Regions from separate parts of the Homo sapiens genome. Here region 1 is linked to region 2. Evidence: chromatin loops called from intact Hi-C (ENCODE). Cell type or tissue: mesothelial cell of epicardium. All regions are shown on one strand.

Region 1 (5,000 bases), 1.1 Mb before region 2:
TTCCAGTTGATCGCATCGGCTCCTGAGGCTTCTGCATTCTTCACGTAGTTCTCGAGCCTTGGTTTTCAGCTCCATCAGCTCCTTTAAGCACTTCTCTGTATTGGTTATTCTAGTTATACATTCTTCTAAATTTTTTTCAAAGTTTTCAACTTCTTTGCCTTTGGTTTGAATGTCCTCCCGTAGCTCAGAGTAATTTGATTGTCTGAAGCCTTCTTCTCTCAGCTCATCAAAGTCATTCTCCATCCAGCTTTGTTCCGTTGCTGGTGAGGAACTGTGTTCCTTTGGAGGAGGAGAGGCGCTCTGCTTTTTAGAGTTTCCAGTTTTTCTGTTCTGTTTTTTCCACATCTTTGTGGGTTTATCTACTTTTGGTCTTTGATGATGGTGATGTACAGATGGGTTTTTGGTGTGGATGTCCTTTCTGTGTTAGTTTTCCTTCTAACAGAGAGGACCCTCAGCTGCAGGTCTGTTGGAGTACCCTGCTGTGTGAGGTGTCAGTGTGCCCCTGCTGGGGGGTGCCTCCCAGTTAGGCTGCTCGGGGGTCAGGGGTCAGGGACCCACTTGAGGAGGCAGTCTGCCCGTTCTCAGATCTCCAGCTGCGTGCTGGGAGAACCACTGCTCTCTTCAAAGCTGTCAGACAGGGACATTTAAGTCTGCAGAGGTTACTGCTGTCTTTTTGTTTGTCTGTGCCCTGCCCCCAGAGGTGGAGCCTACAGAGGCAGGCAGGCCTCCTTGAGCTGTGGTGGGCTCCACCCAGTTTGAGCTTCCCGGCTGCTTTGTTTGCCTAATCAAGCCTGGGCAGTGGCAGGCACCCCTCCCCCAGCCTCGCTGCTGCCTTGCAGTTTGATCTCAGACTCCCTAGTGAGATGAACCCGGTACCTCAGATGGAAATGCAGAAATCACCCGTCTTCTGCGTCGCTCATGCTGGGAGCTGTAGACCGGAGCTGTTCCTATTCGGCCATCTTGGCTCCTCTCAGCGAAAAGCACTTCTTACATGGTGGTGGCAAGAGAAAATGAGAAAGAAGCAAAAGTGGAAACCCCTGATAAACTCATCTGATCTTGTGAGTCTTATTCACTATCACGAGAATAGCACAGGAAAGACTGGCCCCCATGATTCAATTACCTCCCCCTGGGTCCCTCCTACAACATGTGGGAATTCTGGGAGATACAACTCAAGTTGAGATTTGGATGGAGACACAACCAAACCATATCATTCCTGCCCTGGCCCCTCCAAATCTCATGTCCTCACATTTCAAAACCAATCATGTCTTCCCAACAGTCCCCCAAAGTCTTAACTCATTTTAGCATTAACCCAAAAGTCCACAGCCCAAAGTCTCATCTGAGACAAGCAAGTCCCTTCCACCTATGAGCCTGTAAAATCAAAAGCAAGCTAGTTACTTCCTAGATACAATGGGGGTACAGGTATTGGGTAAATACAGCTCTTCCAAATGGAAGAAATTGGCCAAAATAAAGGGGTTACAGGGCCCATGCAAATCCAAAACCTAGTGGGGCAGTCAAACTTTAAAGCTCCAAAATGATCTCCTTTGACTCCATGTTTCACACCCAGGTTATGCTGATGCAAGAGGTGGGTTCCCACAGTCTTGGGCAGCTCCACCCCTGTGACTTACTCCCTCCTGGCTGCTTTCACAGGCTGGCATTGAGTGTCTGTGGCTTTTCCAGGTGCATGGTGCAAGCTGTTGGTGGATCTACTATTCTGGGGTCTGGAGGATGGTGGCCCTCTTCTCACAGTTCCACTAGGTGGTGCCCCAGTAGGGACTCTGTTTGGGGGCTCTGACCCCACATTTCCTTTCTGTACTGCCCTAGCAGAGGTTCTTCATGAGGGTCCCACCCCTGTAACAAAATTTTGCCTGGGCTTCGAGGTGTTTCCATGTATCTTCTGAAATCTAGGCGGAGTTTCCCACACCTCAATTCTTGGCTGCTATGCATCCACAGGCTCAGCACCATATAGAAGCTTCCAAGGCTTGGGGCTCTCACTCTCTGAAGCCATAGCCTGAGCTGTACATTGGCCCCTTTCAGCCACGGCTGGAGCCACTGGGACACATGGTACCAAGTTCCTAGGTTACACACAGCTCGGGGACTCTGCACCTGGCCCACGAAAACACTTTTTCCTCCTGGGCCTCCAAGCCTGTGATGGGAGGGGCTGCTGGGAAGTTCTCTGACATGGCCTGGAGACATTTTCCCCATGGTCTTGGGGGATTAACATTAGGCTCCTTGCTACTTATACTAATTTCTGCAGCTGGCTTGAATTTCTCCCCAGAAAATGGAATTTTCTTTTCTATCTCATAGTCAGGCTACAAATATTCCAAACTTTTTTGCTCTGCTTCCCTTATAAGACTGAATGCCTTTAACAGCACCTAAGTTACCTCTTGAATACTTTGCTGCTTAGAAATTTCTTCTGTCAGATACCCTAAATCATCTCTGTCTGGTTCAAAGTTCCACAAATCTCTAGGGCAGGGGCAAAATGCAGCCAGTCTCTTTGTTAAAACATAACAAGAGTCACCTTTGCTTCAGTTCCCAACAACTTTTTCATCTCCTTCTGAGACCACTTCAGCCTGAATTTTATTGTCCATATCACTATCAGCATTTTGGGAAAAGACATTTGACAAGTCTCTAGGAAGTTCCAAACTTTCCCATATTTTCCTGTCTTCTTCTGAACCCTTCCAACTCTTCCAACCTCTGCCTGTTACCCAGTTCCAAAGTCGCTTCCATATTTTTGAATATGTCTTCAGCAACGCTGCACTCTACTGGTACCAATTTACTGTATTTGTCTGTTTTCACACTTCTGATAAAGACATACTGGAGACTGGGAAGAAAAAAAGGTTTAATTGGACTCACAGTTCCACAGGGCTGGAGAGGCCTCAGAATCATGGTGGAAGGCAAAAAGCACTTCTTACATGGTGGTGGCAAGAGAAAATGAGGAAGAAGCAAAAGTGGAAATCCCTGATAAACCCATCAGATCTCGTGAGATTTATTCACTATTATGAGAATAGCATGGAAAAGACTGGCCCCCATGATTCAACTACCTCCCCATTGGTCCCTCCCACAACACAAGAGAATTCTGGGAAATATAATTCAAGTTGAGATTTCAGTGGGGAAACAGCTAAACCATATCAAAAGCCGTGAGCAAATGACTGTCATTTCTCCACCGAGACAGGTCCTCTCACCCCAAACTGCCAGAGCTTGCCCCTCTTAGCTTACTCCTCCTTGAAGTAGCTAAAGGACTATGGGAAGACAGGGGACTCAGAGGTGTTTTTAATAATTTTTTATTTTTTAATTGGAAAAAAATGCCTGCTGAATATTTGTTTTAGACTTTGCCTCCTAAGTTACTGAGCTATGAGAAGATACTTTTATATGAGGGCTGTATCATCACATGTCACGGCTTATTTTGTACATAATTAGTGACTCACACGCACAAGGAAGCAGACACACACACACACACACACACACACACACACACACACACACACAGAAACCATAAGAGGCCTCTCAGGGTATTAAAGTCCGAAAGTCATGAAAAATCCTTTTCGTGGCACCTTGAGACCCACACAGGAATAATTGTCCCATTCTTGTTCTTCCAGCTCTCCTCTCCCTCCAGCCCAGCTTGTCCTGTGGACTGCGGCTCCTGAATGGAAGGGAAGTTTCCATTTCTCCTGGGCATACACTGAGGAGTGAGCTGTTGGGTCATGTGGTAACTCTATGCTTAACTTTTTGAGGAACTGCTAAACTGTTTTCCACAGTGGCTGCACCGTTTTGTATTCTGGCCAACAGTGTATGAGAGTTTCAATTTCTCCACATCCTCACCAACTACTGTTGCTGTCTAGCTTTTTGCTATAGCCATCCTAGTAGGGATGAAGTAGTATCTCACTGTGGTTTTGATTTGCATAGCTTTAATGAGTAATGATGTTGAGCATCTTTTCATGTGCTTATTGGCCATTTGTGTATATTCTTTGGAGAAATGCCTATTCATATCCTTTGCCCTTTTATAGATTGGGTGGCTTGTCTACTTATTGTTGAGTTGTGAGATTTCTTTATATATTCTATATTTATTTCAGTTACCTATCAGATATATGATTTGCACAAATTTTATCCTATTCTGTGGGTTGTATTTTCACTTTCTTGATGATGTCCTTTGAGGCACAAATGTTCTTAATTTTGATGAATCCCAATTTATCTACTTTTTCTTTTTTTGCTGTGCTTTAGGGTCATATCTAAAAACTACTGCCTAATCCAGGGTCATGATGATTTATGCCTATGTTTACTTATAAGAGTTTTATAGCTTTAACTTTTACATGGAGGCCTATGATATATTTTGAGTATTTTTTTGTGTATGGTGTGAAATAGGGGTACAACTTCATTCTTTTGTGTATGGATACCTAATTGTTCCAGCACTATTTGTTGAAAAGAGTATTCTGTGTCTCATTGTATTGTCTTGGCATCCTTGTTGAAAATTCACTGGACATAAGGGTAATGGTTTATATTTTGACTGTCAATTCTATTCCATTGATCTATCTTTATCCTTGTGCAAATAACCACAGTATTTTGATTTCTGTAGCTTTGTAGTATGAGTCTTTCAACTTTGGTCTTCTTTTTTTGACATTGTTTTGGGTATTCTGGATCTTTTGAGTTTCCTTATGAATTTTAGAATAAGCTTGTCAATTTCTGCAAAAAATCGCAGCTGGATTGTGATAAGGATTCCACTGAATCTGTAAATCAACTTGCAGTATATTGCCATCTTAACAATATTAAGTCTTCTGATCCATAAACTTTCCCTTTATTTAGATTTTCCTCAATTTATTTCAAAATGTTTTGTAGGTTTCAGAGTATAGATTTTGCACTGCTTTTGTTAAATTTATTCTTAAGTATTTTATTCTGTTTGATGCTACTGCAAATAGAATTGTTTTCTAATTTCATTTCAGATTGTTCATTGCTAGCATATAGAAACACACTTGATTGTTGTGTATTGATCTTGTATTCCTTCAACT
Region 2 (5,000 bases):
GACTCCTATCCCCTTCATCCATTCCTTTTCTCACTCACTCAGTAAACATTTCTTGGCCACTGATGTGCCAGGGTGACATGCCAGGTTAAGGGGACACAGAGGTAGGGAAGAGCTTGCTTTTATCTCAGGGACTCACAGTCTGGAACAAGAGACAGAAACTCTGTGTCAAGAAACAATAACAGGCATCAGGGAACAGGAGGAGGGAGCAGTTAACTCCCTCCAGGGTTAGGGGGACAGGGGTGTGTCTCAGGGTGGCTGCCCCAAAGGGTGCTCTTTTTGAAGCACATGGATGAACCACCTGTTGCTTCCAATGTGAGCAACCCCAGGAAATGGTCATTTCAACAGCTTGCCCTGAGTCAAGGGCCCCAGTGCTGATAGTTTATCTGAGAGGGGAACCCTCTCAGATAAAGTGTGGAAATGGAACGACTAAGTGGGGAAAAGAGAAAAGTCAGTGAAGCATGAACTAAGCACTAGGCAGTGGGTTACAGCGACGGCAGCTTCGGGGCTCAGTCCTGCTGGGGAGCCTCTGAGGCCTGCGTGGAAGATGCCCCCAGAGCCCACTCTCATGACTCAAGGGGTAGTGGGCACTGTTCACCACCTCTCGAGGCATTAACTCCTCCTGTCCCCTGTACTCCTAGCTGACACCTGCCACACAGACAAGCAAGTTCTCCAGGTGCCAGAGAGAGAAAGAGATGCAGGCATTTGAGGTGGGAAGCTGTCAGCATGCTCAGAACTGTCTGTAACTGCAGAACTCAGAGTGCCAAGGGGAGGGGGACACCAACCACATCTGTTACAGCATCTTAGGAAAGCTGACATCTGAGCTGGGTTTGAAGGTGAGTAGGAGGTTTGCAGCTGGAGCAAGCAGGGTGAGTGGCTCATCTGGGCAGTACAAACAGTATGTGGATGGGAGGGGAAGAAATGAAAGTGGCTCGAGGGGCCAGAAGATTTCAAGAAAGGAATTTATTTTAAAATTAAGTATGGGGGAGATTGAGCAGGCTTTATGCAGGGAAGTCAGGGGTGCTGACAAATGCCGGGGGAAGTGGGGACAGAGAGAGAGAACGCTATAGGGACAATGTCCCGCAAAGGCAGAAAGGAATCAGTCCGGAAGGTGGAAACGGACTGGCCCTCAACCAGAGGAGAGAGTCTGTCCTGAGATAGTTAAGAGTCCTCTTCCCAAGCGGGCTGAGAACAGGTTCAGGAGAGAAGGGAGTATTTGAGAAAGTCAGGTCACTACTGGGAGTGAAAAAGCTGATGGTGGGACTAGGGGAGAACTTAAGAAAGGTGGAGGATCTGAATAGTCCTTGAAGGGAAGGGCGGTTGGAGCAGATGACAGGGAGGTGGCAGAAACGATGGGTGATGCTGGAGCCCGCTGACGTTGGCAATCACCCCTTGGCGATGTTGCCAGTACTCACTAAGTGCAGTTTTCTCAGCAGCTTCTCAGCAGCTCAGAACAGGAGTTGAGAAAGCAGATGGCTGCCTTGGCAAGTGGCTGGGGATTGGTAAGGCAGGGAGGCGAGAGGAGAATGTCAGCCACCTGCAGGCACAGAATTCCTCGGGGAAGGTTTCACTGGCTTTCCATTGCCTTCCTACCCTTGGACCTGGGAGAAGAATGGGGAAGGGTTGAAAAGACCAGGGCTAGGGGTTTCAGTGCCTAGGCTCTCATCCAAGCTCTGCTGCTCACTTTCTGTGTGACCCTGGGCAAGCCACCTCCCCTTGTAAGACCCCTCTTTCTATACCTATTAATTCAGGACTTCTCATCCTCAGCACTACTGACATTGCAGGCCAGATAATTTCTTGTTGAGGGGCCAAGGCGGGGGCTGTCCCATGTATTGTAGGATATTTAGCAGCATCGCTGGCCTCTACCCACTAGATGTCAGTAGCAAAACCACATTGTGATAACCAAATGGTCCCTGGGAAGCAAAATTGCCCCCAGTTAAGAAGCACTGTATTAATCAGAATAACGATAATACAACTGGAATAATAATGTAAGTGGAATAATAATGACAAGATCTATCCAGCCAAGCCGTAAGAAGAAGGGTTGTCATGAGGATCACAGAACATCATGGAAATTGAGGTGAGGAGAAAGCCTTTGCAGGTCATTAGAGCAGCTTGGATGGAAGTAGGCATCTGACACAACTTCTCCTCACTTTCCCCACCTGTAAAGGACATAGGTTAGAAGCTGAGCTGGGCCTAGAACCCAGGCATCCTGATTCCCAGCTCTAGGCTTTGGCCTTTCTGCAAGGCATGCTGGGAAGATGCCACATCCTCATCTTCACCATGTTCACACAGAAACTGGGACTTTCCAAGACGGATCTGAAGGAGGCAGAGGTGAAGAGAAAGGCCAAGAGGAGAGCAAGGGGGAGGCCAAATCTTCATCTCAAATCTGATTAAGATGGAGACAGCAAGGAGGCCAGATGCCAGGGTGGAGAGTATGTGAATAGAGACCATTCAGAAGACAGAGACCACACCAGTAACCTAAACATGGAAAATGTAATGTAAAGAACTGTTCATGAGGCTGGGCGCGGTGGCTCACACCTGTAATCCCAGCACTTTGGGAGGCCGAGGTGGGTGGATCACCTGAGGTCAGGAGCTCAAGACCAGCCTGACCAATATGGTGAAACCCCATCTCTACTAAAAATACCAAACTTAGCTGGGCATGGTGGTGTGTGCCTGTGGTCCCAGCTACTGGGGAGGCTGAGACAGGAGAATTGCTTGAACCTGAGAGGCAGAGGTTACAGTAAGCCAAGATCACGCCACTGCACTCCAGCCTGGGCAACAGAGAGAGACTCCATCTCAAAAAACAAAACAAAACAAAAAAAAAAAAAACAAAGAAATGCCATCCATCTCTATAGCCTTTCAATACCCCTCCACTGCCCTCTATTGACAGAGATTAACATTGCACCAGCCTGCAAACAAATGTTTATAGGGTCCAGCTCCAGTAACACAAAGCAGGACACAGAAGGGTGGACTTGAGAAACAATTGGTGGAACCATCACAGTCCTTGCCTTTGACGAATCAGCTTCCATATATATCTACTACACACTTTTAAACTTCCCTTCACAACAAGGCAACTCTGTGTTTCCACCTAAGGAGATGCAGTTATCCCTTGTACACATAAGGAAGTTCCCACCCTTGCCTCAAAATAAGGAGACACGTAGTTCCAACATCATTCACCCCTTGCTGGCTATATGAACAACTCCTCAAAATCAGCACAGTCACACTGAATATTCTGTTTCCTAAAGGCCATATGGTAAAGTTAACCTCCAATAACTGGTATATAAATAACAATGGGGAGAACACATGAACACAAAGAAGGGAACAACAGACACCCAGGCCTGCTTGAGGGTGGAGGCTGGGAGGAGGGTAAGGATCAAAAAACTACCTATTGGGTACCATGCTTATTACCTGGGTGACAAAATAATCTGTATACCAAATCCCTGCGACGCATAATTTACCCATGTAACAAACCTGCACATGTAACCCCTGAACCTGAAATAATAGTTGGAAAGAAAAATAGGCCAGGCACAGTGTCTCACACCTGTAATCCCAGCACTTTGGGAGGCCAAGGCGGGTGGATCACGAGGTCAGGAGATCGAGACCATCCTGGCTAACACAGTGAAACCCCGTCTCTACTAAAAATACAAAAAATTAGCCCGGCGTGGTGGCACACTCCTGTAGTCCCAGCTACTTGGGAGGCTGAGGCAGGAGAATCACTTGAACCCAGGAGGCGGAGGTTGCAGTGAGCCTAGATCGCGCCACTGCACTCCAGCCTGGGTGACAGAGCAAGACTCTGTCTCAAAAAAAAAAAAAAAGAAAAAGAATAATACCAACGGGAAGAAGGAGAAGGAAACAATTAACATAGTCATAAATATATACACATAACAATAAATGAGAAAATATGCAAAGCTACTCTAGTCCTCATTTCTGTAACTGACCACAAGGCCATAATTTATATCTATGATTTCCTTCTTCCACTACCCATTCCGAATCTTCCCTACCCTCAACCAGAACCTCAGCTAGTTGGGGTTTTTTTTTTACCAGGAAGAGAAAGTCAAAACTTCATTCTTGAATGATAGGAGCCCTCAATTATCCTGCCTTTTTTGGATTGATGAAGTTCTCCATTAACCTGTACAGTTGGGCTTGGAAGTACTAAGAGGCACACCCGCAGAATCCCCTTAGTTCCAGACATAGCCCTCCTGTCCCCATCGTGTAGAAGCAATCCAATTTTTCCGTGGAAACCAGGATCAATCATTCCATCCAAAAGAGTAACCCTTTTATCGGCCTGTTTGATAGGTGACGTAAGAACCCCAAATGGCTAGAGGCAGTCTCATCCTTCCATTCATTGGAACCAACGTTGTGTCCTCTAGGATTCCCCCCATCCTTGCCTTAGGAACAAAGATATCCAAGCCAGCAGAGTTCAAATTTGCAAAGACAAGAAGCAAACATTCTCCAAGTGGGTGATTAAGAATAATAATGAGAGGAGCCTGTACCAGTTGCCATTTATTGCTTCTGAGTTCCAAATCCACCCCTCATGGCCTGCTTGTGAAACTAGAACGTTTTCTCTTGCAAGTTGGCATGGTGTTGATTTTGTCAATAGATGGCACTGGCAGGATGTTGGACACTCTGATTCCAGAGTACTTGGCTTCTTCTTGCATTCGGTGGTGTGCAGGACACTCAGTAGAGCACACCGCTGGTGATAGCAGCAGCCCTCCCATATCTGGCTTCTCAAAGGCAGGATCTATAGAAGCCCCAGCTCACTTCCACTCATCTTCCCAAAAATGGCTTCCTATCCTCCCACCCCAAATACTCTGAGAAACTTCTTGGCAGCCAGTGCTCCAGCTGGCTTCCCAGCAAGTTCAACAGAAACCCTCACAGGCAGCTTCTGAATTTCATCAGCATCTCAGCAGGCATGCCCACTAACCTTAGCCCACTGTGGGGAAAAGCAAGAGAGATCAGATTGTTACTGTGTCTGTGTAGAAAGAAGTAGGCATAGGAGACTC

What was found. A loop is a pair of places that touch in the nucleus more often than their neighbours do. Peaks named below come from ENCODE experiments on the same cell type or tissue, not always from the same donor. Only the 100,000 strongest peaks of a DNase experiment are listed, where the experiment ranks them.
Region 1: it touches region 2 in a loop (19-fold over the local background); 1 of 110 quality-filtered maps calls a loop at or near these places.

What each region holds. Positions count from the first base shown.
Region 1 is chr1:30,434,345-30,439,344 of GRCh38, reverse strand. No RefSeq gene overlaps it. Among named protein-coding and RNA genes, the nearest start is that of MATN1-AS1, 280 kb to the left of the region's middle. In mesothelial cell of epicardium, no CTCF peak of the experiment used is centred here; a DNase peak (open chromatin) is centred at 2,024.
Region 2 is chr1:29,338,979-29,343,978 of GRCh38, reverse strand. All of the region lies in intron 1 of LINC01756 (long intergenic non-protein coding RNA 1756), which reads left to right. Among named protein-coding and RNA genes, the nearest start is that of LINC01756, 8.6 kb to the left of the region's middle. In mesothelial cell of epicardium, a CTCF peak has its summit at 2,870 (motif pointing left); no DNase peak of the experiment used is centred here.